Linked DNA regions of Homo sapiens: region 2 is linked to region 1. Evidence: chromatin loops called from intact Hi-C (ENCODE). Cell type or tissue: PC-3. All regions are shown on one strand. Each heading gives the region's core, and the rest is flanking DNA. Links, peaks and the distances in the headings are about the cores only. Region 1 holds the start of LOC124904526 (a long non-coding RNA gene). Region 2 overlaps LOC102723834 (a long non-coding RNA gene).

The links. Peaks named below come from ENCODE experiments on the same cell type or tissue, not always from the same donor. Only the 100,000 strongest peaks of a DNase experiment are listed, where the experiment ranks them.
Region 2: a loop joins it to region 1, with 3 times the contacts of the local background. A loop is called at or near these places in 2 of 110 quality-filtered maps.

The regions. Positions count from the first base shown.
Region 1 is chr1:225,467,414-225,482,976 of GRCh38, reverse strand. LOC124904526 (a long non-coding RNA gene) reads right to left here and starts at 7,010. Exons shown (of 2, transcript XR_007066903.1): 1 at 6,367-7,010. It overlaps LINC02765 (long intergenic non-protein coding RNA 2765), which reads left to right and starts at 15,205. Exons shown (of 3, transcript NR_187303.1): 1 at 15,205-15,563. RefSeq lists enhancers at 7,503-7,592, 9,489-10,008, 10,009-10,528, 14,833-15,112, 15,243-15,502 and 1 more and a silencer at 7,743-7,982. In PC-3, for the core only: CTCF peaks have their summits at 7,655 and 7,879 (motif pointing left); a DNase peak (open chromatin) is centred at 7,896.
Region 2 is chr1:225,693,462-225,705,590 of GRCh38, reverse strand. LOC102723834 (a long non-coding RNA gene) reads right to left here. Exons shown (of 4, transcript XR_426933.4): 2 at 4,485-5,334. Among named protein-coding and RNA genes, the nearest start is that of ENAH, 46 kb to the right of the region's middle. RefSeq lists an enhancer at 4,636-5,835. In PC-3, for the core only: no CTCF peak of the experiment used is centred there; a DNase peak (open chromatin) is centred at 5,160; H3K4me3 peaks cover 1,224 bases; H3K27ac peaks cover 2,408 bases.

The DNA.
Region 1 (15,563 bases), core at 4,659-12,658:
CAGCAAGGGTCCAGAAGCTGGGAGTGTGCACAGCAGGTGGAAATGGAAGGGGAATTTGTTTTTGCCTTGCAGATCTCCTGTCCTGACTCAACACTTAATGGCACAGTGTCTCGGGTGCTTTCTTGAAACCTGGTGATGTGAACAAAGAATAAAAATAGCTGCTTGAAATGCCTCCAAATGAGCAAATGCAGGCATTGTTGGAATTCCAAATTTCAGAGCTGCTTTCCGGAATCCTCGTGGATTAACGTAGCAGGAGTGGGTACTGAACAGCAAGGATGGGGCTGGAACTGTAAACTCAAAAAGCATGATTATAAAAGGGGCATGTCAAAGGGCCAAGGATCGCAGAACGATCAGAGTTCATAATTTGGGGTAACCATAGAAATCATTAGCTCCAGCCCTGCCAGACAGCGACGGCTCAAAGAGGCAGCTGGTCAGAGTTGGTGCCTCATTCCCCCGCCGGTCCCCCTGCCCTGCCAAATCTCACTTAGAGAAAGCTGTAAGTGTGGGGAGGATGGAGGGTAATTGGAATTCAGACAGGAGCCAGTTCCAAGTAATTTGTAAATTATGTGAATGAGCTTGAAAAGATTTTACCCAAGATGGTAGATCAGCTTAACGTTCTCTTCCCATAATAAACCCCATCACAAATACACAAGGGCCTCAACACCCAGATACGAATGGAATGACACTTCTTTCCCTAGAATTGTAAGGCAAGGGAGAGGGAGAAGCATTTACTTGCCTCTAAAATAGAGCCCTGGTCCCTAAGTCCATGTGTGTTTAGGGGGAGGCAGACAAGTAGATCAGTGAACAATTTGGCTTAAATTGGTTTACAAAACAAAAATTACAATGTGAGTGTAATAAATTATACAGAATGATATACAAACAGATGGGGAAATAATGTCAGCTGCTTGGTGGTGATGGAGAAGTCAATTCACCTGGAATTAACAGACGAGCTGTTAAGAATGAGCAGGTGTTCTTGGGCATCAGAGGGGCAAAGGTATTTCTGGCAGAGCAACGAGCAGTTTGCAGGTGTGAGAGTGCATGGGCTGTTCTGCAACAGGCCCCGTAAATGGGCAAGGTTGGAAGATGAGCCGTGGGGTGGAGGCAAGACAGGAGGTGAGCTGGAGAGGTTGGGAAAGAATTGGAAACATTTTGCTCTGTCCTCTGAAATCCCGGCACATGCCACATTAGACTGCATGGTTTCTAGGGAGCTTCAGAGGTCCTAATGAACGTTTTAGTCTGATTTTAAAAAGAAAACGATTTTAAGGTTCTGGCACAGAAGACATAAAAATGTGTGACATACTCCCTGTCTGCCAGAAAGCACGTTCTTCTGCACATTTAGAATGTAGAAAATATAACCCTTTAAAAAACCACCAATACAAATTGTTTTTAAGTATTCCAGAGGGAAAATAAAAATAATATATTGGCCCCTTTAGGAAACAGAACGGCCTCTCATTTCCTGGACAGTTGTTGAGAGTAGCCGTGCCAGTGCTACCTGGATTCATGGATGTGCCACACGGTGATCAGGTTCTGTGATCTGTCACGCTATGGGTGCAGGAAATAAACCCACTGGCTTGATGCTTTCCTGAGTCCGTGTCAAGCGAGTACAAGTGGGAGACATTCAGGGTAGGAGTAACTGGTATTACAGGAGCACCTGGGCTTAGATGACACGTTGCGTCCAGCCATAAATAACACCTGACTTAAAGCAGCTTATGTAAATAACAGTTTTAATTTCCTCCTATTCACCTGTTAATGAGAGAAGGATTCCTGCCCTGGGATTGTAGCAATGGCCAAACACACAGCACCTGATACTGGACAGGTGCGATTGACAGCAGGTTATTAGTAACCTGAACTCACAGCTCAGGGGAGGAGGACAGTGCCCCACACAGGGCCCCATGGGAACTGCACTCAGGAACAGAGGGAGCCAGCAGGGGCTGTGGGAGGCAGGCTTGGTGGTAGTAGCAAGAGGGTGTGGTGACCCCTGGTTCCCACCGGAGAATATGATTGACTTGTTTAAGTAATTCCACAGGCTGGTAAGGAAGTGAAACCCACAGCTGGTGGGTGAGCAGGAGCCCTGCCTGGTCCCCTGGGTAAGGAGGGATGTTTGGCTGGGGGGCCTTATCTGAGAGAAAAGAGTGAGGAGGGGAACTTGCAGCTCGGTCACACCTGGCCCTTCCGACTGGAGCAGAGATCAAGGCAGCACATAGTGTTGGGTTTAAATTTTAGGTCTTACCCTACAGGTTTATTAGCACACGTGACTCTCAACCCTGAGGTACGAGGGCCCGGGTTGGTTAATTCCACAGTTTTGGATGCCACCGCTAGGTTCCTGCCTTTCCTCAGGGCCACTGTCACTGCCTCAGCTCCCGGGAGGAGGTTTCCTCCTTGTGCATCCCTTCCGTTCTTCTCAGGCAGGAAACTTTTCTGTGGCCCCTGGTGACTTTCAGATCTCAGGCAGAGCTGGCCCCATCCCACTACTCTTCATCTGCAAAGAGGAGAGATTCCCTTAATCGGTTCAGACGAATTACCACGCGTACCTCAGGACCCAGCCTGCTTGCCTGAGCTCCTTGCTGCCCAGCAAGGAGCAGTGGATGTGGCTATGAGGCAGGCACCCCAGGGCCTCATCTTCACCCCAAAGCAAGGCTAGGGAAAGCGGAGTTCTGGAAAGCCACACTGATGTGCATCAACGCCTCTGTGCTAAACCTTGGATCCATGGTCTGGTAGGCAGTAATAAATATGTTTATACTTCTTTGTTTTTTGAGATGGAGGAGTTTTGCTCTTGTTGCCCAGGCTGGAGTGCAATGGCGCGATCTCGGCTCACCACAACCGCCGCCTCCCGGGTTCAAGTGATTCTCCCACCTCAGCCTCCCGAGTACCTGGGATTACAGGCATACGCCATCACGCCCGGCTAATTTTGTATTTTTAGTAGAGATGGGGATTCTCTATGTTGGCCAGGCTGGTCTTAAACTCCCAACCTCAGGTGATCCGCCTGCTTCAGTCTCCCAAAGTGCTGGGATTACAGGCATGAGCCACCGCACCTGGCCACTTCTTTTTTTTTTTTTTTTTTTGAGACATAATCTCGCTCTGTCACCAAGGCTGGAGTGCAGTAGTCAGTCCTGCCTCACTGCAACCCCCGCCTCCCAGGTTCAAGCGATTCTCCTGCCTCAGCCTCCTGAGTAGCTGGGATTATAGGCGCACACCAACACACTCAGTTAATTTTTGTATTTGTAGAGACAGGGTGTCACCATGTTGGCCAGGCTGGTCTTGAAATCTTGACCTCAAGTGATCTGCCCTCTTCAGCCTGCCAAAGTGCTGGGATTACAGGTGTGAACCATCATGCCCAGCCATACATTTATACTTTTGAGACAGGGTCTCGCTCTGTCTCCCCGGCTGGCGTGCAGTAGTGTAATCTCAGATCACTGTAGCCTCAACCTCCCAGGCTCAAGCGATCCTCCTGCCTCAGCCTCTCGAATAGCTGGGACTCCAGGCGCACACCAACATGCCTGGCTAATTTATCTTTACTTTGTAGAAATGGGTTCTCACTATGTTGCACCAGCTAGTCTCAAACTCCTGGGCTCAAGCGATCCTCTTGCCTTAGACTCCCAGAGTGCTGAGATTACAGGCGTGAGCCAACACGCCTGGCTGGCAGAATATATTAATATTTGCATGAACCACAAATCAAAATGTTTTCATCCAAAAATGGATTAGCTGTGTCTGTTGGCTTGTGTATATAAAAGATTTGTGAAATAGTCTCAGTTGAGGAACCTAAGGAACTGGGGACGGTTCTTACAACACTGAAAGAAGGTAGATATTGAGATTAGTTTCTTCTCTCCAAAGACTGACTGTTTAAAAGGCTCAAGCGTGTACCACACTGACTACTGTGGTTCAGGAGAAGCAGCTGAAATATTTCCTTTTAGAGCTAAGTTCTATCCATAGAGCTGAACTTACAGTGAAGTTCAGTAAATTTTGGATTTACTGTAGGTTCTTGGAGACCAGAATTAGAGGAATGAGAACGCTGTGAGTTATAAAGTCCAAGCTGTGTCAGCCCTTTGCTTGGGAGCTGTCCTGCCCTGCCATCTCCTCTCTTTTTGGGGGGCCTCCTTCTCAGTCTCCTTGTTGGAGCTGTCACCCACTATTGGTGCTTTTTTTTTTTTTTTTTGATGGAGTCTCGCTCTGTTGCCCAGGCTGGAGTGCAGTGGGGCGATCTGGGCTCAGTGCAGCCTCCACCTCCCAGGTTCAACTGATTCTCCTGCCTCAGCCACCTTAGTAGCTGGGATTACAGGTGCCCGCCGCCACGCCCAAATAATTTTTGTATTTTTAGTAGATACGGGGTTTCACCATTTTGGCCAGGCTGGTCTCGAACTCCTGACCTCAATGATCCACCCGCCTCGGCCTCCCAAAGTGCTGGGATTACAGGCGTGAGCCACTGCGCCCAGCTGCTATCCGTGCTTTTGAAGGCTTTGTTCCTCACCCACCTCTCAGCCTCCCTGGGAAAGCCTGTCCTCTCCCGTGTCTTCTCTTGCCTTTTCTCCATCAACACACCAGTGACTCCAAGGAGTGTCTCAGCCCTGTCCTCTCTCCTGAGCACCAGAGCCACTGTCCTGCCCACTGGGGACAAGACTCCAGGACAGCCCTGCAGCATTTCAAATCCGAGATGACCCAAACCAAACTCTTGACACTCCTCCTCTGTTCTAATCCCCAGGCAGTTTTTACTCTCTCCTGGGCTCCCCTGCCCATAAGTGAGTGGGCCCCGTGGATCTGCCTCCCGCATGGTCCTCCCGGAGCTCCACTTGTTTCCAGCCTTGCTGCCAAGTCCTGTCAACCTCCCTCCACCTGTCACTGAACCTCCGCAGCAGCCTCCCGCTTCCTCCTCTCTCGCCCTGCATACAGCCCACTGTGGCCGGAGGGAGCCATGTGAACCGCATGTCAGAACACACCTCTTCCTGCTCAAGGCCTTTTGAGGCTCACAGACTGTAATCAAAATGAAGTCAGAATGTTTTAAGTGCCTTTTATGGTCAGCCCTGTGATCTACAGCGGGAGATAGGAAAGGGACAGCTGGCAATGTGGGAGAAGCTGCCTCCTCAAAAGCCTCCCCTTCCCTTCTTCCCTGCTGCCAGAACCCCATTTCGTGTAGGCCTCAGTGGAGCTCCCTTGATCTCAGGAATGCAGATCCATCCTCGGTCTGTGAGGGGGGCCTTGTGGCCTAGTTTTGGGCACATCTGTTGGAAGCTCCTGGGAAGGTTTTTTTTTCTCCCAGATAAGAGGAAGGCAAATGAGAAAGCTCTCCCCTGCTCCACTCCCTCACTTCTCTTCCTTGGACTTGATGGGAGTGTATGATGCTCTGGGCAACTGCAGCCATCTTGTAATCATGAGGGGAAGGTCAAGAATCTGAGAGAGCCAGACCTGGCATCTCTGAGCCACCACACTCATGTCGGCAACCACCTACCCCCATGCTTATTTAAGGAAAAATAAACCACTCTTTGTTTAAGTCACTGCTAGTCAGAGGTTCTGTTGCTTGCAGCCAGAAGGATTCCTAATAGACACAAGCAGGGTGTGTGGGAGTGCAGAGGAAGACTTCATGCGGGAGGTAGCATCTGAGTGCAACCCTGGGGGTGAATGGTGAAGGGCGCCCCAGGCAGAGAGTACTGTCGGAGCACAGAAATTAGGGAATGGGAATGGAAAATTCCCATTTAGTTGGAACATAGGAGGGATAGAGAACAATACAAGACATTTTGCCATGAACAATTTGACACAGTCATTTCAACCTCAGGGACAATTTTAAGTAGCTTTTCTTCTCTCTCTCTCTTTCTCTTTTTTTCATGGTCTCACTCTGTCACCCAGGCTGGAGTGCTGTGGTGCAATCTCAGCTCACTGCAACCTCTGCCTCTCAGGTTCAAGCAATTCTTGTGCCTCAGCCTCCAGAGTAGCTGGGATTACAGGTGTGTGCCACCATGCCCGGCTAATTTTTTGTATTTTGGTGGAGACAGGGTTTCATTATGTTGCCCAGGCTGGTCTTGAACTCCTGCACTCAAGCAACCCGCCTGGCCTCAGCCTCCTGAAGTGCTGGGATTAGAGGCATCAGCCACGGCGCCCGGCCCCTCATGTTGCTCTTTTGGTTTGGATTAGTCTGGACTTTCCAGAGAAGCAGAACGAAGAGGATGTGGTGTGCATATGTTTTTCATAACAGCACTAATCCCATTCATGTGGGCTTTACCCTCACAACCTCACCTCCTAGAGGCCCCACTTATGCACACCATCACCTTGGGAGTTAGGATTTCAACATGTGAACTTTGGGGGAAAATAAACATTCAGACATATACATACAAGTATATTCAGACACACACACACACTTGTGATAAGGAATTGACTCACTTGATGATGGAGGCTGCAGTGTGAGTTGGCAAGCTGAAGACCTGGACAGCCAATGGTGTAGCTCCAGTCCAAAAACCAGCAGGCTCAAGATGTGAGACGAGCTGAAGTCTCAGTGCAAGTCTGAAGGCAAGAAAAAATGATGTCCCAGCGCAAGCAGTCAGGCAGGTAATGTCCTTCTACCTGTGGGAGCGTCAGCCTTTTTGCTCTAGCAAGCCTTCAACTGATTGGACGAGGCCCACCCACACCAGGGAGGACGTTCTGCTGTTCTCCGTCTGCCCATTCAAAGGCAAATTGCATCCAGAAACACCCTCACAGCCATGCCAGAATCATGTCTGACCAAATGCCTGGGCATCCCATGGCCAAGTCGACACTGAAAATGAACCTTCATGGATATGTGATGGTCTTCCCTTGGCTGACAAGGACCCAGCAGGCACTTTGGAAATGGGAGTTTCCTCGACTTTAGGCCCAATCAGAATGCTTCCTTGGCCACCAAGAGGAAGGGGAACTGTGACCATTTACTGCCATTTCCCATCCGGCCAGAAAGAGGTGTCATCTCCATTTCCTCACCAAGGGGAAGGAGAATTATTTTTATTTTTTGAGATGGAGTTTTGCTCTTCTCACCCAGGCTGACAGTGAGTGCAGTGGCCCGATCTTGGCTCACTGCAACCTCTGCCTCCAGGGTTCAAGCGATTCTCCTACCTCAGCCTTCTGAGTAGCTGGGATTACAGGTGCGCACCACCACGCCCAGCTAATTTTTGTATTTTTAATAGAGACGAGGTTTCGCCATGTTGGCCAGGCTGGTCACCGGACCCCAGGTGATTCTCCCGCCTCGGCCTCCCCCAGTGCTGGGATTACAGGGGTGAGCCACCGCGCCCGGCCGGGAGGAGAATTCTAACATCGGCTCTGGATCCGTCTGTTTGTTCTGCAGTTCCCGCCAAAGCCAGACTGCTTCCTTGACCCTCCATGGAGGGGCAGTCCTGGGAGTTCGCAGGCTCCCGGGCGGGGCATTTAATGGAGCAGAGGGCGCCCCGGGCAGGGTGGATGGTACAGGCACCTGGCCAGGAGGAGCACATGAGGTCCTGGGCCAGGACAGGCCTCAGGAGCAGCTGATGAGAAGACACTGCTGGGGAGAGGAGCTGGCCTCGACCCCATCGAGTCCTTGGAGGTGGTGGGTCTGCTGTACTCTGTGCGGTGTCATTTCCATCCTTTCCAAGGCTGGCATCACTGCTTACACCATCCCACCAATCTCACCCAGCCTGCCCACCTGCCCTCGTCCACCGCAGCCGGGCTGGTGTGGGGATTTGCAGGCAACCACTCGGATCCTCCCAAGGGAGCGGGGAGAGTGTGGAGCAGGGAAAGGCGGCACGTCCCAAGGCCGCAGGCGTGCAGGTCCGCTGGGCGCCTAAGGCCAGCCGGGTTCTGCCGGGGCCCAGGGCCTGGACGGTGGCGCTCGAGCGACCCCTGGCGGTCATGCTCGGCAGCGCGCCCCGTCCAACGCGGGTGCGCAGCGCCCTCTGCCGGCCGACGGGCGTCCTTGCCTTTTCCCGGCCTCTCAGTTTGGGATTGGAGGGTACTGGTAGGATCCTATTTCACAGCTGAGAGACGGAGGCACAGAAGTGAAGTAATGCATCCGAGGCGAAGCTGACTGAGAAAATACACGAATGCAGGTATTCTGACTGAAGAGTCTGCATGAAGTCCAGGGTAACGAATATGACCTTTGGTTATGTCAACAAATGTGTCCACAGAGCCTTTTTTCTCCGCTCAGCTGGTCGGCTGGTTCCACGGAGCTGTGTTGAGCCCTGGGTACCCCACTTTTGAAGTTCATCAGCAAACTACAACATGTTCAGGTTGCGTGGTGAGAGTGGTGGGGGACTCCAAATCCAGTCGTATGAGGAACAATGGAAAGAATGGGGTGGCAGGTTTCTTCAATCCAGAACATTCCACTGGCCAGGGCTGTCCTCCGGAGGAGGAAGCATCCTCATGAAGTGGACATCCTACTCACCAGGGGCCTAGAGAGTGCCGGGCTGGCCACTTGCTGACTGGTCTGGAAGAATTAGAATAATTATGGGAAGGCCCTTTAAGGTGCTCACAAGCCTCTTTAGGAGACACAGGTACTAATCATTAGGAACGAGGCAGGAGGCATGCATGGCCAGTGCTGTGGAGTGGGCACGAGGCTGTCTCGTCTCTTCACTGGGCAGGAGGGGAATCATGAGGTCAGAGCGCTTCGGGAAGGTGGGCGCGGCACAGGGTTCTGGCTCAGCCCTGCTGCAGTGTTGGGTCAGAGGCATGGATACCACCTGTGAGGTGGAAACGGATGGACAGGAGTGTAGAAGACAGTGCCACAGGCGGGATTCTCCAGGAGGCCAACCCTGAGTCAGAGTTAGGAGAGCAAAAGATTTATTGGGAGCCAGGCACGGTGGCTCACGCCTGTAATCCCGGCACTTGGGGAGGCCAGGGTGAGTGGATTGCTTAAGACCAGGAGTTTGAGACCGGCCTGGGCAATGTGGCAAGACCTTGTCTCTACAAAAAATACAAAAATTAGCTGGGCATGGTGGCTCGCACTTGTAATCCCAGCACTTGGAGAGGCCAAGGCAAGCAAATCGCTTAAGTCCAGGAAAATTTGAGACCAGCCTGGGCAACATGGCAAGACCTTGTCTCTACAAAAAATACAAAAATTAGCCAGGTGTGGTGGTGCACACCTGTTGTCCCAGTGTGTCCGGAATTGGTGGGTTCTTGGTCTCACTGACTTCAAGAATGAAGCCGCGGACTCTCGCGGTGAGTGTTAACAGCTCTTAAGGTGGTGCGTCTGGAGTCTGTCCTTTCTGATGTTAAGATGCGTTCGGAGTTTCTTCCTTCTGATGGGTTCGTGGTCTCGCTGGCTCAGGAGTGAAGCTGCAGACCTTCGCGGTGAGTGTTACAGCTCTTAAGGCAGCGCCTCTGGAGTTGTTCGTTCCTCCCGGTGGGCTCGTGGTCTTGCTGGGCTGAGGAGTGAAGCTGCAGATCTTCCCGGTGAGTGTTACAGCTCATAAAAGCAGCGTGGACCTAAAGAGTGTGCAGTAGCAAGATTTATTGCAAAGAGCCAAAGAACAAAGCTTCCACAGTGTGGAAGGAGACCCGAGCGGGTTGCTACTGCTGGTTCTGGCAGCCTGCTTTTATTCTCTTATCTGGCCCCACCTACATCCTGCTGATTGGTAGAGCCTAGTGGCCTGTTTTGACAGGGTGCTGACTGGTGCATTTATAATCCCTGAGCTAGATACAAAGGTTCTCCACGTCCCCTTAGTTAGATACAGAGTATCCACACAAAGGTTCTCCAAGGCCCCACCAGAGCAGCTAGATACAGAGTGTTGATTGGTGCCCCCTGAGCTAAACACAGGGTGATGATTGGTGTATTTACAATCCCTGAGCTAGACATAAAGACTCTCCACATCCCCACCAGACTCAGGAGCCCAGCTGGCTTCACCTAGTGGATCCCGCACCGGGGCTGCAGGTGGAGCTGCCTGCCAGTCCCTCGCCGTGCGCTCGCACTCCTCAGCCCTTGGGTGGTCGATGGGACTGGGTGCCGTGGAGCAGGGGGTGGTGCTCCTCGGGGAGGCTCGGGCCGCATAGGAGCCCATGGAGGGGGTGGGAGGCTCAGGCATGGCGGGCTGCAGGTCCCAAGCCCTGCCCCGCGGGAAGGCAGCTAAGGCCTGGCGAGAAATCGAGCGCAGCGCTGGTGGGCTGGCACTGCTGGGGGACCCAGTACACCCTCCGCAGCCACTGGCTCGGGTGCTAAGTCCTTCATTGCCCGGGGCCGGCAGGGCTGGCCGGCTGCTCCGAGTGCGGGGCTCGCCAAGCCCACGCCCACCCGGAACTCCAGCTGGCCCGCAAGCGCCGCACGCAGCCCCGGTTCCCGCTTGCGCCTCTCCCTCCACACCTCCCTGCAAACTGAGGGAGTGGGCTCCAGACTTGGCCAGCCCAGAAAGGGGCTCCCACAGTGCAGAGGTGGGCTGAAGGGCTCCTCAAATGCCGCCAAAGTGGGAGCCCAGGCAGAGGAGGTGCCACGAGCAAGCGAGGGCTCTGAGGACTGCCAGCACGCTGTCACCTCTCACCAGTTACTCGGGAGGAGGATCACCTGAGCCCAGGAGGCAGAGGCTGCAGTGAGCTGTGATTGTGCCACTGAACTCCAGCCTGGGCGACAGAGCAAGACCCTGCCTCAAAAACAACAACAACAACAACAACAGCAACTATGTGTGTGTGTGTGTGTGTATATATATATATTTATTTATTTATGAGGGAGCAACACCCATGAAGAAAAGAGAGGCTGCAAGAGAGTGCAGGAGGGGTGGGTAAGCTGCGATGTGGATCTGCCACACTCATCTCTGGCAGCCCAGTGGGCATGCAGAGCCAGTGCTGCCCATCAGAGGAGCCCTTGAGGGGTGGAATAGTCAGGCCCTTGTATCCTCACCTAGCTCAGACTCCTGGAGAGGCAGAGAGGATGCTGACCCTGAGGAAGCCAACGGCTGGAGGCCAACCACGCTCCACGCAGCTAGGCAGTGCGCCTTCCTTGGAGAGCCACGGTGGCCTGGCCTGCCCCCCGCCAGGAGTGGAGCCTCAGGAAGTCGGATCTCACGCCCCAAGTCCCGGGGCTGCCCTGCTAGGTCTGCCCATGCCGGGAGGGGTGGTCCCCTGCTTGGCTCTCCTCGGGTGGCCCTCCCAGTCACTCCGTAACAACGGGTGGTCCCCCACCTGTCTAGGTCCCTGGACCCCTGCTGAAGACAGGGGATGTTTTTAGGGGAGTCCTGCCCCTCGAGGCTCAGCTCTATCAGAGATGGCTTGGATAGGGCCTCAGGCGGCGGCAGTGCAGGGCGGGGGCACCACCAGCAGTTTGGTGTGATGGGCGGGAAAAGCTCAGAGTGGAAGTGACCGGAACAAGGTGCCGGTCCACATGTCTCCCTTCACACCCGTTACACCCGGCAGTAGGGGCTGGCCGGAGGCACTGGCTCACAGGCTCTGCCTCCTGCAGAGATGTTTACCCCCGCCACCTGCACTCGTTCCCACCTCCCTCAGGCCCAGGGGTCTTGCCCTGCCCAGGGAGGGGACCGCCCACTTACTGGTGTTGACAGGAGGACTGGGTGCAGGATGACCACCTGTGCACTCTCGGTTCAGTCGGGGGTTACCTCTGAAGCTCCCTTCCCCTCTACGCCTTCCTCCTACCTCTCACTACTCTGTCCTGAGGCAGGTGCAAGCAGACAGTCACTCAAACTATTCATCTCCCCAAAACGCTAAAGACAAGCCCAGGTGGCCCACATGTCATCCGCACCCCCAGGAACCCTGATGGGGTTGGTGGGGGCGTCATCCTTGTCACTCTTCACTGCAGCCTCTGAGAGCTCAGACCTCCCACAGTGGGGCTCTGAGCAATGGAGATGGCCAGAAGGTCGGGGGAGTGCCCCGGAGTAGCTGGCAGGTGGGAGCCAAGGGGCTTCCTTCCTGCTTCGCACCAGGCTCCATTCACCAAGCCCGAAACTCTGTCCCCTTAGGGATGGAGGCTCTTCCATTTCACAGAGGACATGAGACATAGAATACGGGACGAGACGTCGTCCGAGGTCAGCCGGCGTTGTTGTCTGCTCCACAATCTGGGGTCCCTGATGCCTGGTCTCGGTCCTGAAGACAGCGGCTCAAATCGCCCACCACCGAGTGGATGGCTCCCGAGTGCCCGGTGATCTCCGTTCCCTGCTGCACGGGCTAGGCTGTGTAGGTTTGCATTTAGGAAGTCCTTAGCACTTTCTGAGCACCTACCATGTGCCAGGGGCTGGGAACATGGAAAGAAAGAAAAACAGCCTGCCACTGGTTCACGTGCTGCCACACCGAGGCCTGTCCTGAGAGCACAGGCAGACTCTGGAGAGCAGAAAGTCTGTCTTCCTTAACCCTGGCTGGTCCAAATTTCTTTCATTCAGCTACAGGATCTGACACTCCTATTTTTTACTTCCAGTGAGGTTTTGCAGCCAGTGGCCAAATTTCCCCAGCAAGGCTGTTAGGAAAGCGTGTGTGTTCTCTGTGCGGTGGCCTGCCCCCGGGAGCTAGGCTCTCAAGCTGGTTGGCACCGAGCGGCTTTCCTGAGCCAAGCCTGTCACTTAGATGACAGTTTATAGATCCAGGAAGCCAGGTGACCTGAGGCTTCATCCCAAACTTGTCCTTGTGCAGACCCCCACCTGGGAATGGGCTGCAGGTCCCCACCTGATGGGAGGTGTCGGGAGAGAGAGAGTGGAGCCAGCCTGAACTCTGAGGCCAGGTGCAGTGGATCAGATTTCTGGGGCAGCTGTCACAAAGTTCCCCAGACTGGGCAGCTTCAACAACCCCCACTTATCATCTCGAAGTTCTGGATGCTGGAGTCCAAGACCAAGGCGTTGGCAGGATGGCCTCCTTCTGAGGTCCCTGTCTGGCATGGAGATGGCCACCTTCTGCCCGTGTCTTCCCACGGTCTTCCAATGGCATGCGTTTGTGTCCAAGTTTCTTTCTTTTTTCTCTTTTTTATTTGGGATGGAGTCTCGCTCTGTTGCCCAGGCTGGAGTGCAGTGGCACAATCTCAGCTCACTGCAACCTCCACCTCCCGGGTTCAAGCGATTCTCCTGCCTCAGCCTCCCGAGTAGCTGGGATTACAGGTGCACACCACCACGCCAGGTGAATTTTTTGTATTTAGTGGAGACGGGGTTTCGCCATATTGGTCAGACTGGTCTTGAACTCCTGACCTCAGGTGATCCACCTGCCTTGGCCTCCCAAAGTGCCGGGATTACAGGCGTGAGCCACCATGCCTGGCCCCAGGTTACTTTCTGTAAAGAACACCAGTCATATTGGATTAGGGCCCACTCTAATGACCTCATGCCCTCTTGATTTACCTTTGTAAAGACCCTATCTCCCAATAGGGTTATATTTTGAGGTCCTGGGGGTTAGGACTTCAGCATATGAAGTTTGAGGGGACACACCATTTAACCTATAACACACCCCAATTCCAGGTTGCCATGCTTACTGGCAGGAGCTTCACCTTCTATTTATATGTCTGGACCATGGTGCCTGTTACCTATGGCAGGGGCTCTCACATGCAGCAGTTGCCTGATTGTAGTGTGTACCGATATGTATAGCTGGCTAGAGTGTGTGATCATCTGGGGACTCAAGGCACCTTAAACATGTGGGGTAGGAGGTGGGGAGGGGAGAATGGGAGGAGAAAGCCCTGAGGTCTTGTTCTTGGCCCAGAAACTCCTGTGCACACCTCTGTAGTTACAGTCCTCTGCAGGTATGCAGGACTGCCCAGAAGACAATTCGCCTTAATTGCCTAGGCCACCCCGGGCATTTATGCATCTTTCTGGGAGGGGAGCAGAGGGGAAGGGCTGGGCAGGCGTAGCAGCTGCAGCCCTGTCTGCCGCCCCTGGAGACTCAAGCTCACAAATGGCCTATAGTCTGGGGGCTGGGTTGCAGAGTCCTTGTTGCTTAGGGTTGCTGGATTTAGCAAATAATAATACCAGATGTCCAGTTACATTTCAATTTCAGATCAATTACAAATAATGTTTTAGTATCGGTATTTTCCAAACATTGCATGGGACATACCTACATTAAAAAATTACTTGTTTACCTGTTAGAGGAGGCAGTTAGGAAAGACCTCTCTGAAGAGGACATTGGGCAGTGATCTGAGTGAAATCAGGGACACAGCAGTGCAGATCTAGGGGAAATAATGGAGACAGAGAGAACAGCAGGTGCAAAAACGTGGCTGAGGAGCCCCAGAAAGGCCAGCGTGGCACGGTCTCCCATTTTAGTGTGAGCTTGTTGAAGTGTGGATTCCAGGCCCTGCTTCTAGTGCAGTAAATATGGGGTAGGTACGGGACCCCATCAAGAAGCTCAGTTCGCATCTATCCTATTCCCTACTCCTTCTCAAGTTTTCAGACACAGTCCAGGGTATGAAATGCACCATCGTGGGCTCAGAGCTGGGGGGAGCCCCTCAAGGACCACCTGGTGCAAACCTCTCCAGTTACTGATGAGGAAACTGAGCTCCAGGGGGTCTTTAAGGACCTCATCCAAGGGATCTGGTCAGAGGAGAGCATGGTGCTTTTGTGCACAGCCAGGTCCAGGTCTTCCGGGGCACTTCTAAAAGGAGTTTGGGGAGCAGCGTGTGGTTTTTGGGGAGCCCCCACCCACTCCCCAGTGCCTGTGGCTTTGAAGCTAGGGCTTCCTGCATGGCCCTGTTGGGCCCTGCTGATCCTAGAGGTCTCACGGCTCATGGCCCAGGGTCCCTAAGGTTGTGTCCACCTTCTGGCTTTCTGGCCCCTTAACCTTTGGCAAATACTTGCCGGTCTAACTTGAGTTCCTTGCTAGAGCTTGTTTCTTTCTTCATGTTTGAAAGAACATAAAAGAGAGAGAAGGGACAGTTAGAGCTATTTATGGAGCCGCAGCCCTAGAAAGCTCCTATCTGTTCTTTCTCCAAGCAGGAAAACCAATTGTAGGCCTCTGACCTCCTCCCTCTCCAGCTCCCAGTGGCCTCCGAGAGCCCCTTGAGCTGCAGAGAGATGCGGACTCTGCAGGCCCCTCACTGCCAGCACCTTCATCACCGAGAGCCTCCACCTGGGCTGGTGGTGGGGGTGGAGAGAATCAAGGAGCAGGAAGAGAGGTGAAGCGACACCGCCGAGGAGCCCCCTGCTCTGTTCTTCATCCTAGACACAGGGAGCACCGGCTTCTCCGCAGCCTTGCCTGGCGCTGCCCTGCAGCCACCCACCCCCCTTCTGAAGGATGCAGCCAGCACAGAGAGAGGGAAGCGAGACAGGAAGTGACCTCAATTTCCCCGGCCACAGAAAGGGCGGCTCCCCCTGCCTCTGCAGCTGGGTGTGAGTCCGCGGAGCTGAGAGCCTTGCCCTCTGCTCCATCCTCCTCTTTTGGGGGTCTCCGCGGTGTCAGGACTTGGAGAGCCTGGTCGTGGGACTTGATCAGAGAGGCCTTGAGTGCAGTGGGTGCTTATCTGGTGACTGTGGCCCTGAGGTCTGGGACAGACACTGCCAGTCTTTCTGGGCCACACCCACGGGGACTGCCAGCCCCCCTGGGCTTGGCACAGTGGAGGGGAGCCTCCACCACAGTGGAGGAGAGACACACCCAAGGCCCTGGATGTGCCCGGCTCTCTGCAGCTGTGGGTGCCTCAGGCCGGCCGCCGATGGGTCTCAGTTTCTGAGGGGGTGGCAGTG
Region 2 (12,129 bases), core at 381-8,380, 230 kb before region 1:
AAGTTATGTGGCACAGACTGTGCTTCCTACCAGGGAAGAGAGAGAACAGCCAGGCTGGAACAGTCAAAGAAATCTTGAAGCTTAAGGTACGAGCTAAGCTAAACTCTATGATGGGCGGGATTTTGCGGAGTGGGGGTGGAGTTGGGGAGCAAGTGCCAGGTTACAGTAAGACAGGAGCAAGGCCTCTACCATCTAAGATGCCTTCAGAGGTTTTCTTCACATTAAAGTGTAAATGACTGAGAAGGACTAAAAACGTAACCTATTTAAGTTGTACTTGCATTTTACATTAAAGACTTCAACTAAGAAGAAGCTGGGTTTTTTTTTTTTTGTTTTTTGTTTTCTGTTTTTTTTTTTTTTTTTTTTTGAGACGGAGTTTTGCTCTTGTTGCCCAGGCTGGAGTGTAGTGGAGTGATCCTGGCTCACTGCAACCTCTGCCTCCCGGGTTCAAGCGATTCTCCTGCCTCAGCCTCCCGAGTAGCTGGGATTACAGGCATGCGCCACCATGCCCAGCTAATTTTGTATTTTTAGTAGAGACTACCATGTTGGCCAGGCTGGTTTCCAACTCCTGACCTCAGGTGATCCGCCCGCCTCGGCCTCCCAAAAGTGCTGGGATGGCGTGAACCACTGCACCCAGCCTGCAGTCTTAATGATAGAATTTCAGCCATTTCCTGAGTTAGAAAAAAATATAATAGTAATGAAAAAACAAAAAAAGAGTCATCCCTCTCTCTCTCTGTTCAGTTTGCAAGTTTTCCCCTGTAAGAATTATGCATGAGGCTGGGCTCGTGGCTTATGCCTGTAATCCCGGCACTTTGGGAGGCCGAGGAGAGTGGATCACCTGAGGTCAGGAGTTTGAAACCAGTCTGGCCAACAAGGCGAAACCCTGTCTCTACTGAAAATACAAAAAATAAGCCGGGCATGGTGGTGTGTGCCTGTAATCCCAGCTACTCCAGAGGCTAAGACAGGAGACTCACTTGAACCCGGGAGGCAGAGGTTGCAGTCAGCCAAGGTCACACCATTGCACTGCAGCCTGGGCAACAACAGCGAAACTCCATCTCACAAAAAAAAAAAAAAAAAAAAAAGAGGCCAAGGCCTCACTTTGGGAGACCAAGGCAGGTGGATCATGAGGTCAGGAGATCGAGACCATCCTGGCTAACATGGTAAAACCCCGTCTCTACTGAAAAACCACAAAAAAATTAGCCAGGTATGGTGGCGGGCGCCTGTAGTCCCAGCTACTTGGGAGGCTGAGGCAGGAGAATGGCATGAACCCAGGAGGCGGAGCTTTCAGTGAGCAGAGATCGCGCCACTGCACTCCAGCCTGGGCGACAGAGCAAGACTCCGTCTCAAAAAAAAAAAAAAAAAAAAAAAAAAGAAAAGAAAAGAAAAAAGAATCACGCATGAATATAACAGCTCTGCCATGCAAATATTTTCCTTGATATGAGGTCAGAGCCAGGCCTCAGGCACACACAACTGCATATCCTCCCAGCAGGCACTTTGCTCTCAGTGTAGGCTTGATACCATCTCTGTTCAGTGTGCTGTTGTATTTGAGGTGTTATTTTAATCAAAACTGTTTTTTTTTAAAAAAATCTTCTTTTATTTTTTGCAAAATGGTTTGCAAGTAATAATAATAGCAGATGCTTAGCTAGTGTATACTGGAGACAGATTCTGCACTAAACGCTTTGCATATAGTTGCCCCCACGTAATCTTTCAAAATAACACTGTGAAGAAGGTTCTTTTATAATCCCCATTTACACATGAGGAAACTGAGGCAGCTGGGTTAAATAACTTGCTGGGAAGTTAAGGAGTTAAGATTCCACTCAGGAAGTGGGAAGGGGATGTGGGGGCTATATGGTTTCCCTCTTGCAGGAGGTTGTTGTTGACCTGCCGGCTTCCCATGCGGCTGACAGTGGCTTCTGAGCTCCTGAAGCTTCAGAAGTGTTTGCATTTTATTAGTGTAATGATAGTTTGCAGTATCTAACCCATAGCAGTGTTTCTCAAACTGTGCGAAGGACTAATTTGATTTTTTTTCTTTTTTGAGACGGAGTCTCGCTCTGTCACCCAGGCTGGAGTGCAGTGGCGTGATCTCAGCTCACTGCAGGCTCCGCCTCCCGGGTTCATACCATTCTCCTGCCTCAGCCTCCCGAGTAGCTGGGACTACAGGCGCCTGCCACCACGCCTGGCTAATTTTTTGTATTTTTAGTAGAGACGGGGTTTCACCTTGTTAGCCAGGATGGTCTCGATCTCCTGACCTCGTGATCCACCCGCCTTGGCCTCCCAAAGTGCTGGGATTACAGGGGCGAGCCACCACGCTTGGCCAATTTGATTTTATTTTTAAAAATTTCTGGGGGCTGGGCGTGGTGGTTCATGCCTGTAATCCCAGCACTTTGAGAGGCTGAGGTGGGTAAATCACCTGAGGTCAGGAGTCCAAGACCAGCCTGGCCAACATGGTGAAACCCCGTCTCTATTAAAAATACAAAAAATTAGCTGGGCATGGTGGCGGGTGTCTGTAATCCCAGCTACTCGGGAGGCTGAAGCAGGAGAATTGCTTGAACCCGGGAGGCGGTGGCTGCAGTGAGCTGAGATTGTGCTATTGCACTCCAGCCTGGGCGACAAGGGCAAAACTCCATCTTAAAAAAAAAAAAAAAATCTGGCTAGGCACAATGGCTTACACTTGTAAATCCAGCATTTTGGGAGGCTGAGGTGGGAGAATCCTTTGAGCCCAGGAGTTCAAGACCAGCCTGGGCAACATGAGACCCCCATCTCTTAAAAAAAAAAAAAAAGAATTAGCTGGATGTGGTGGCTCACACCTATAGTCCCAGCTGCTATTCAGAAGGATGAGGCAAGAGGATCACTTGAGCCCAGGAGTTCAAGATTGCAGTGAGCTTTGATCGTGCCACTGCACCCCAGCCTGGGTGACAGAGCAGGACCCTGTCTCAAAAAAGAAAAAATCTCCTAATCATTGCATACAATTTGATAATTGTTATAAGAGTTTCTAAATCCTCTCAATTTCTGACTTATCTTGTTGTAGATGAATAGTGAAGAGTTTGCAGGCCAACACCAGTTCGAGGACAGTATTTTGATGGGCACCAATATGTGGTATCAACAAAGCAGCTTCATACTTTTAAAATTTCATTTCATTCATTCAATACACATTTTTTTAAGTGCTTACTACATAGCAGGCACCCAACTAGGTGCTACAAATCAAGTAGGAAAAAAGAACAACGGGGCCTTCATAAAGTTAACATTCTAGCAGGGAAAGCAGAATTGAAACAATTTACTGAGAATTAATTATTTTTTATAATTAATTATAAAAATAAATACCACTGGGCATGGTGGCTCATGCCTGTAATCCCAGCACTTTGCGAGGCCAAAGCAGGTGGATCACCTGACGTCAGGAGTTCAAGACCAGCCTGGCCAACATGGTGAAACTCCATCTCTACTAAAAATACAAAAAAATTAGCCTGGCATGGTGGCGGGCACCTGTAATCCCAGCTACTCGGGAGGCTGAGGCAGAGAATTGCTTGAACCCGGGAGGCGGAGGTTGCAGTGAGCTGAGATCGTGCCACTGCACTCCAGCCTGGGCAACAAAAGTGAAATTCTGTCTCAAAAATAAAATAAAATAAATAAAAATTAAAAATTAATGCTAAAGAGACGATCAGAATACTCAGCGCTCCTATTGGGGTGCCCAAAGCCAGGCTGATGGGTAAAGGAATGCTTCTCTAAGGAACCCTTCATCTTAGAGCTGAAGAATAAGCAGGGGCTGCAAGGCCCCAAATGGGGAAAGAGGGTTCTAGGGAAAAGGAGGGACAGAGAGAGAGCCCTGGAGCAGACAGACACACAGGAGGCTGCTAAAATAGTGTCCTGTAGGTCTCTAGAGCCCATGCCAAGGATGGTGCATTTTATCTCAAGAGCTATGGAAATCTCCTGAAGGATTTTAAGCCAGGGGTGGGCAAAATGGTCAGATTTACCTTTTAAAAATCATACTTTTACTTTCCCAATAATTTAAACACAGCAGATTTTCATAATAATTGTAACACGGAACTAACAATTCATTACAGAGATTTTCGCATGTGAACAAAAAGTTTGGGGCTGCTAATCTATCGCAAGAGTTATTTTTGATTCCCATGGCTCTACAAACACATGATGTAGACAGTCACTTACATCTCCAAAGAGGTCGCTATGCTCCTTCTGCCTCCTCCTCTCAGTCCCTACCATCCTCTAAGTAGCATCTTAAGAAGAGCGGCTGTGTGAGGTATGTGACCAAACTCCACCCACTCCTCTTTTTTGCACTAACAGAACCACAATTTAGTTCAAGCCAGCAATATTCCCAAGAAAAACTCATTTTTAAACCTATTAAAAGTGACCATGTGACACAGTTCTGGCCAATGGGAAGACAGCAGAAATCTGCTGAGGATTCAGGGAAACCTTTTGCTTTCCAGATGAAAGGAAGCCATCTGGCTAGTACAGTCCTGTCCCCTTCTTCCTACCTTAAAAATCAGTCGTGAGTCCCAGAGGTGCTGCAGCCATCTTGCCATCATGAGGCAACAAGCACAAAGATGACAATCCAACATGGTAAGGTTGGTGGGACAGAAAGAAACTGAGTCCTTGAGAACTCGGCCTCTGTCCACTTCTGTTCTTCTTGTTACATGAGAAAAATAAACCCCTATAGGCTGAAGCTGCTGTAAGTCTGGTTTTCTGATGCTTCAAGTTGAAAGTAAGTGAGCTTCCCAATTGGAAATGGATGGTCCACAAAATCAGATCAACTTGCATAGCACAGTATTCTCCCCCCTGCGGCTGTTCCCATCTTTGAACGTTTAGATATTTCAAAGGAAAAAGCCTTTTCTATTATTTCTGACATGGCTTCGCCCTTCTCACCAGGAGCTGTAACGGGATAAGTAGGCTCTGTCACGGGTCCTTTGTTTCCTAAAAGGGGAAGGCCGGAGACGAGGTTTCATGGAAAATGCTGATATACTACACCACATCAGAATGTGCTGTTCTCATTTATTTTTTAATACAAACCCATCTTTGCATGTGGGCACTGGCAAAGAGTTGATGGTTATGAAATGTTGGGCGACAGTGGTAATATGGGAGGTGACACACAGCAAAGGAATCTCGTCTTCAAATTACACAGAACACAAAACCATTGTGGTTCATGACATAGCTCCCACATTCTTTCCGTATTTATCCAACGGGGCTCCAGTGAATTGGATGGTGTCTTCTGTTTGTTTAGTGAGTGTGTAAAACTCCTGGACAGGGTTGTGTGAAGCAATGTGTAAAAGCCACAGTCGCCAGCCTGTTACCGCTACCTTATGTCCATTTTCCTCTGTGCCACGAGCTCTGCGGAGAACCAATGAGAACAGTTGGTACAAAACTCAGGGAAGAAGTTCAGGAAGTAGTTGTCAGAAATGATGCACGCTACAGTTACTATATTCAGTGCCAAAGCAATTCATTTATCTTTACAGACACACACAAGCAGAAAGGGTGAATTCAAAGGTAGTCCTCTGGGCAGAGAAAACATTGCAATTCTAGACACACACTGTCAAGAAGCCCATATGTCTGCAATGTAAAGGGCTTTTTTAAGATTATAAGCTGTCTTTCAAACACAGCAGCTTCTTCTAAAAATAATTCCATTTGATCAGACAAAGTGGGAAGAATGCTACTGGTTGGTATCTCAGGGGCAAAGATAGAATCAAAACAGAGTATAATCTCTCATGCCTACAAAAGGGCCCCAGGAAGGACTATTCATCAAAGAGGAGATGTTTTAAAGGAACACATACACTATGAGAGTGGCCAAAGGAAAATATAAAATGCTGAAATATATGCAAAATGAAGCCTCTGTGGTTTATAATGAGGCTGAAATCTCACTGATGGGGTCTGGCTTAACTCTGAATTAAGAGAATGAAGCTGAAATCCCCATGACCTTGAGGCAGCAGCTGAAGACTTCAATGTATGTACATTTTCGGTCACTCAACTTTTGTAACATCTGGAGCATGATTAATGCTGTGAGGGGTTTAAGAACTTTTATTGGCACTAATAGTCATTGGTTGCCACTAAAAAATGGTCCTGCTGCCAGCAAAACAAATGGTTAGGCATTTAAAGCCCCTATCAGGGTGGAAAAGGGCATTTTGCCAATTTTAGTTTCCTCTTGGAAACCGTGTGGTCAATTTTCCAAACTATGTTTGAACTTCAAAAGTCCATACTTGCTGCACTGGGTTAGATGGGCTTCCTGGTATTTCAAAGAAGTTTACAAAATCTTTGGAAAGTCTAAAAGTTTTAAGATCACAATTTGGAGAAAAAAGAAATATTATCAATAAATGTGCAGAAAAATACCTTAGGAGAATTTAAAATATTAACAGCAGTTACATGTGGAGTAGTAGAATTACTACTTCTTTACACATTTTGCATTTTCCAAAATTTCTATTATAAGCATACATTATTTTTATAATCAAAAGACTTTATAAAGTACTTTTAAGAAGAAAAAAATTGTTTCAAGACTTCCTTCAAAAACCAGGCAGCTTTCTATAAAGAAAAAGGTGTTAGGCCAGACACAGTGGCTCACACCTGTAATCCCAGAATTTTGAGAGGCTGAGGCAGGCGGATCCCTTGAGGTCAGTAGTTCAAGACCAGCCTGGCCAACATGGTGATACCTCGTCTCTACTAAAAATACAAAAATTAGCTGGGCCTGGTGGCACACACCTATAATCCCAGCTACTTGGGAGGCTGAGGCAAGAGAGTCGCTTGAACCCAAGAGGCAAACATTGCAGTGAACCAAACTCATGCCACTGCACTCCAGCCTGGGTGGCAGAGTGAGACACCATCGAAAAAAAAAAAAAAAAAGGAAAAAAAAGAGAAAAGAAAAGAAAAAGGTGAGTTGGATTCCACCTTTGGCACTCACTAGTATGTAACCTTGGTATTAGAGATAAGCATTATATGATTAAATTAAATAGATATAAAGTGCCTGCAGGGGTGCAAGACATATTGTAAATGCTTAATAAATGTGAGTTAGCATCATTATTTCACCTCAAATGAAGTTCAACATTCAAAACAGTATTCAAAGGGCCCCAGGTATAGAATTCTATTCTGATGAGAAATTTATCTGAAAATTTTTTTTGTTTTTTTTTGAGATGGAGTCTCGCTTTTTCACCCAGGCTGGAGTGCAGTGGTGTGATCTTGGCTCACTGCCAGCTCTGCCTCCTGGGTTCAAGCAATTCTGTGCCTCAGCTGGGATTACAGGCGCCCACCACCACACCTGGCTAATTTTTTTGTATTTTTAGTAGGATGGGGTTTCACCATCTTGGCCAGGCTGGTCTTGAACTCCTGACCTCATGATCCACCCACCTCGGCCTCCCAGAGTGATGGGATTACAGGCAGATTTTTTTTTTTTGAGACGGAGTCTCACTCTGTCACCCAGTCTGGAGTGCAATGGCACGATCTCGGCTCACTGCAAGTTCCGCCTCCCGAGTTCATGCCATTCTCCTGCCTCAGCCTCCCGAGCAGCTGGGACTACAGGCACCCGCCACCACGCCCGGCTAATTTTTTGTATTTTTTAGTAGAGACGGGGTTTCACAGTGTTAGCCAGGATGGTCTTGATCTCCTGACCTCGTGATCCGCCCACCTCGGCCTCCCAAAGTGCTGAGATTACACAGGCATGAGCCACCAAGCCCAGCCAACCTGGATTTTTAAAAGGAAGGAAAACTGTCCTGAAAATAGGATTACAGAATAGTCCTTTCATATTGCCAAAGTGTGGGAATTCTCCCTTTCTCTCCAACTCCATGGTAAGGAGGAAGGGATCACGATGAGAAATTTACACAAATTGATTGGATGCCACTGTTAGGGATCAGAATCTGGCTTCCTTACACCTCCCATTGGCTTCCAGACAGATTAAAAATGTGAGACTCTCATGACCACTTGTCAGGGATCCCCATGCCTGGGTCGGGTGCAGTGACGTGGGTCACAGCAGCTGCCATTCCCACAGCTGTTGGCCATCAGCCCTGGCAGGGGCTATTTCAGGTTTTACTGAGTATTTCTTGCCCCACTAGTAAAGCTTTGAGAAATGCTTTGAACTATCCAAAGACCAAAAGGCCCTCCCAGCCTCCATTCTTAAGAGAACAGTCTTCTGCTAACTTAGCCTCAGTGACGGTAGGGTTTCTCTCCTGCTGGGCAGAGACTGTCCCCCGCTAGGCCATAGCTTTCAGGGAACAGAACCATAAACCTCCTTTCTCCAAGTCAAAACTTTTTGGAAAGATTTTCTGCTCAATTTTTCTAGTCATTACAGCTAAATATGTCTAGTTTTAACTCTTTCCCTGCGGTGAGGGTAGTGAATCAGTGTCTGAAGAGTTGAGGAAGAATAATACTAGCTAGCATTGATTACCACTTACTCTGTGCCTGACATTGTTCGAAGCAACTTCTGTATTGCTGTAGATAGGTCTCACAACAACCTCAGGAGGTAGATACAGTTATTATTACTATTTTATAGAGGACTGGCCCCAAATTACTATGACTCCATGGCCAACTTGTTGTATGTACAGGCCTAGGAGCATCCTTTTCTTTCTCTCTCTGTCTCATAAAATTTCTGAAATGATTACCAGTTAAAAATGAGCAAGTTTGAGCCAGACAGGTGCAGTGGTTCAGGGTTGTAATCCCGGTGCTTTGGGAGGCCAAGATGGGAGGATCACTTGAGCTCAGGAGTTCAAGAGCAGCCCAAGCACCTATTGGGACCCTGCCTCTAAAACAAATTTTTTTTTTTATAATTAGCTAAGCCTGGTGGCATGCTCTTGTAGTTCCAGCTATTCTAGAAGCTGAGGCAGGAAGATCTCTTGAGCCCAGGAATTTGAGGCTATCATTATCATGCCACTGCACTCCAACCTGGGCAGCAGTGAGACTCTGTCTCAAAAAATAAATTAAATAAAATAAAATAAGTAAGTTTGGGTCTTTATGTATTCAAGGGAGCAACTTTTGTCAAATTATTTTCCTTTATTTCCACTCTCCCACCCCATTGATCCTGGGTACTTTTCTAGATGATCTTGCATCCAGGTTTCAAATATGATTTCTTTATGTCATGTCCCTAAAGACTGATGCTCTGAGTTGTTGGCCTCAATTCTCTCCTAAAAGCTGTAATATTCTTTTTTATGGCCAAGGGAACAAATGTACTTCTAGAGTGACCAAAAGATAGGATGGGATAGAAAACTGGCCAGAACCATATGCGCTGAATTTTTTAGTGTAAGGAGAGCCCTGTGGAGCCCATTATTCATTTATCACACAGGCATCCCTGGGCAACAGCTGACAAGCGCAAAACAATGCTCTGCAGATTACCAGACTGTCAGGACACTCGATGCAGGCCAGCCATGGCAGCCCCTTCCTCCATTCTCTCCTCCACCCCCATCCCTTGAAGCCTGCTCATGGCAAACATATGGGAGCCATTCAGGCTTATTCCCTCCTTTCCAATGTCTGAGTTATGTTGACAACAGGGGATTTACAACTGCCCAAAATGGAGCGTTGTGTTTCTTTTGGATTATTCCAAGTTTGGGGCCTGTTAAAAGTTTTGTAACTATATAAATATTTATCCAGAGTTTTTGGTTACTATATAAACATAACAAACACGACATTGGACCTAAATGCTGTAAGTCACTTAAAAGTCTTCCAGTTAAGAAAGGGGGCAAACTAATAAAGGGCTTCAGAAATGATTATTTTTATTGTGAAATATTTTTACTGCTATTTTTATGCTGGGTTTTAAAAAGACCAAAATATGTTTATCCTTGACTCTATGTAACTCTTCAGACCATCAGCCAACTTGCTTAAGCATGCTCCTGACCTGCAGAGACATGGGAGAGAATGTGGATGGTGCAGTACAAGGCTTCACCTTTGTGAATATGCTCAGGCCAACAGCTGGAAGCTTAGGATGAGAAATGCTACTCTGAGCTTTGTCACCTTCGAAGGCCAGAGATGTTACTTTATGTTCAAATGTTGTATGTTCACATTTGTTAGTAGGTTCTGGTTAACGCTTACAGATGCTAGGTAGAAAGAGCTGAAACTATTAATGCCCAGATATTAATTATTAAGGATAGACACCAAAGTACCCAGACCTAGGAGGGCTCATGTTGTTAATGAAAAACTAGGGGGGAAATATTATGGTGCGTTATTTTCGTAACCCCTATGTTTGCCATGAAGTTAACCCTCCAGATCTAAGGGTTGAAATTCATGAAGTGTTTGTGTGTGTGTGTGCGTGTGCGTGTGTGTGTGTGAAGTTTGTGTCCTTCAGAGCTGTTGGGGTTGTCTTTTTTTTTTCTTTCTTTTTTAAGACGAGATCTCACTCTGTTACCCAGGCTGGAGTGCAGTGACACGATCATGGCTCCCTGCAGCCTCAAACTCTTGGGCTCAAGCAATCCTCCGACCTTAGCCTCCTGAGTAGCTGGGACTACAGGCACATGCCACCACACCTGGTGATATGGTTTGGCTGTGTCTCCACCCAAATCTCATCTTGAATTCCTATGTGTTGTGGGAGTGACCCATTGGGAGGTAATTGAGTCATAGGGGCAGGTCTTTCCCATGGTGTTCTCATGACAGTAAGTCTCATGAAATCTGATGGTTGTTATAAGGGGGAGTTTTCCTTCACAAGTTCTCTCTTTGCTTGCTGCCATCCATGTAAGATGTGACTTGCTTCTCCTTGCCTTCCGCCATGATTGTGAGGCTTCCCCAGCCACGTGGAACTGTAAGTCCAATTAAACCTCTTTCTTTTGTAAATTGCTCAGTCTCAAGTATGTCTTTATCAGCAGCATGAAAATGAACTAACAGACTGGCTTTTTTTTTTTTTTTGTAATTATAAGGTCTCACTATGTTGCCCAAGCAGGTCTTGAATTTCTGGCCTCAAGTGATCCTCCTACCTTGACCTCCCAAAGTACTGGACTTATAGGTGTGAGCTGCTGTGTCTGGCCTGTTTTTCTAATTAAGGAGGCACACACATAACCTTGGTCTTGGAGGAGGTTTCTGGCCGAACTCTTTGACCCTCTGTAGAAAGCAGTAGGTCCAAGGAGAAAGCAAATTCCTGGGTTCTGTCCTGCTTCCTCAACCCCGGCCTGGCACCATCTCCTACATCATTTTTTGGCTCCCTGTTCCCTTTATCCAGTGGATAAAGTAAGGTGGTCCCTTCTTTGTTCTTTGCAGCAGATCAGACTGGAACCAGGAAACTGATTGTTTTTCTATGTTTGCTGGTACTTGGTAAAAGGAAGCAAACCCTGTAGTGTTGACTTAAGGTTAAATGGGGTGAGTGCTGACTTCATGTGTTCTGGCATGATCTTATCTGTTGGAGATAACACAGGCAAGCCCTGGAGTCTAGTAGAACACAGCGGGGCTGAAGCTCATACAGCTCTGCAGGGCCTTGATGCAACAAATGCTGGAGACTTCATTTCTTTAAAGGACTTAGCTAATGGTCAATTACTATTGTTAGAATATTATTAATCCCATTCTGTATATAAGTAAATGTTGACAGAAAATGGTTTAATGACTTGCTCCAAATTTCATAGCACACCAAGATTATAGTTACAGGAAAAAATAGCTAGATTTTCTCATTTTCTTTTTTTTTGGAGATGGAGTGTCAGTCTTGTTGACCAGGCTGGAATGCAGTGGTGCGATCTCGGCTCACTGCAACCTCCACCTCCTGGGTTCAAGTGATTCTCCTGCCTCAGCCTCCTGAGTAGCTGGGATTACAGGCGCCCACCACCACGCCGGCTAATTTTGTATTTTTTTAGTAGAGACGGGGTTTCACCATGTGGGCCAGGCTGGTCTTGAACTCCTGATCTCAGATGATCCATCTGCCTCAGCCTCCCAAAGTGCTGGGATTACAGGTGTAAGCCACCATGCCCAGCCTAGAATTTCTCATTTTCAAACCCATGCTTTAGCAGGGAGACTTAGCTGTAAATAAACATGCTTTACATGCACAGTAAGAAAATCAGAGAAAATAACATTACAGAATCTAGCATCTTTTAGAGTCTTTGGATGGAAGTTTCTTTTTTTTCCCCCTGTGTACTGTTTGACAGTTTCACTGCTAACATTTTAACTCCTTCACTTCTGTATGCACCATCTAAGAGGTGATGAGTCGTCATTTTCTTTCCCTAAGGACCTGAGGGGCAGAGAGGT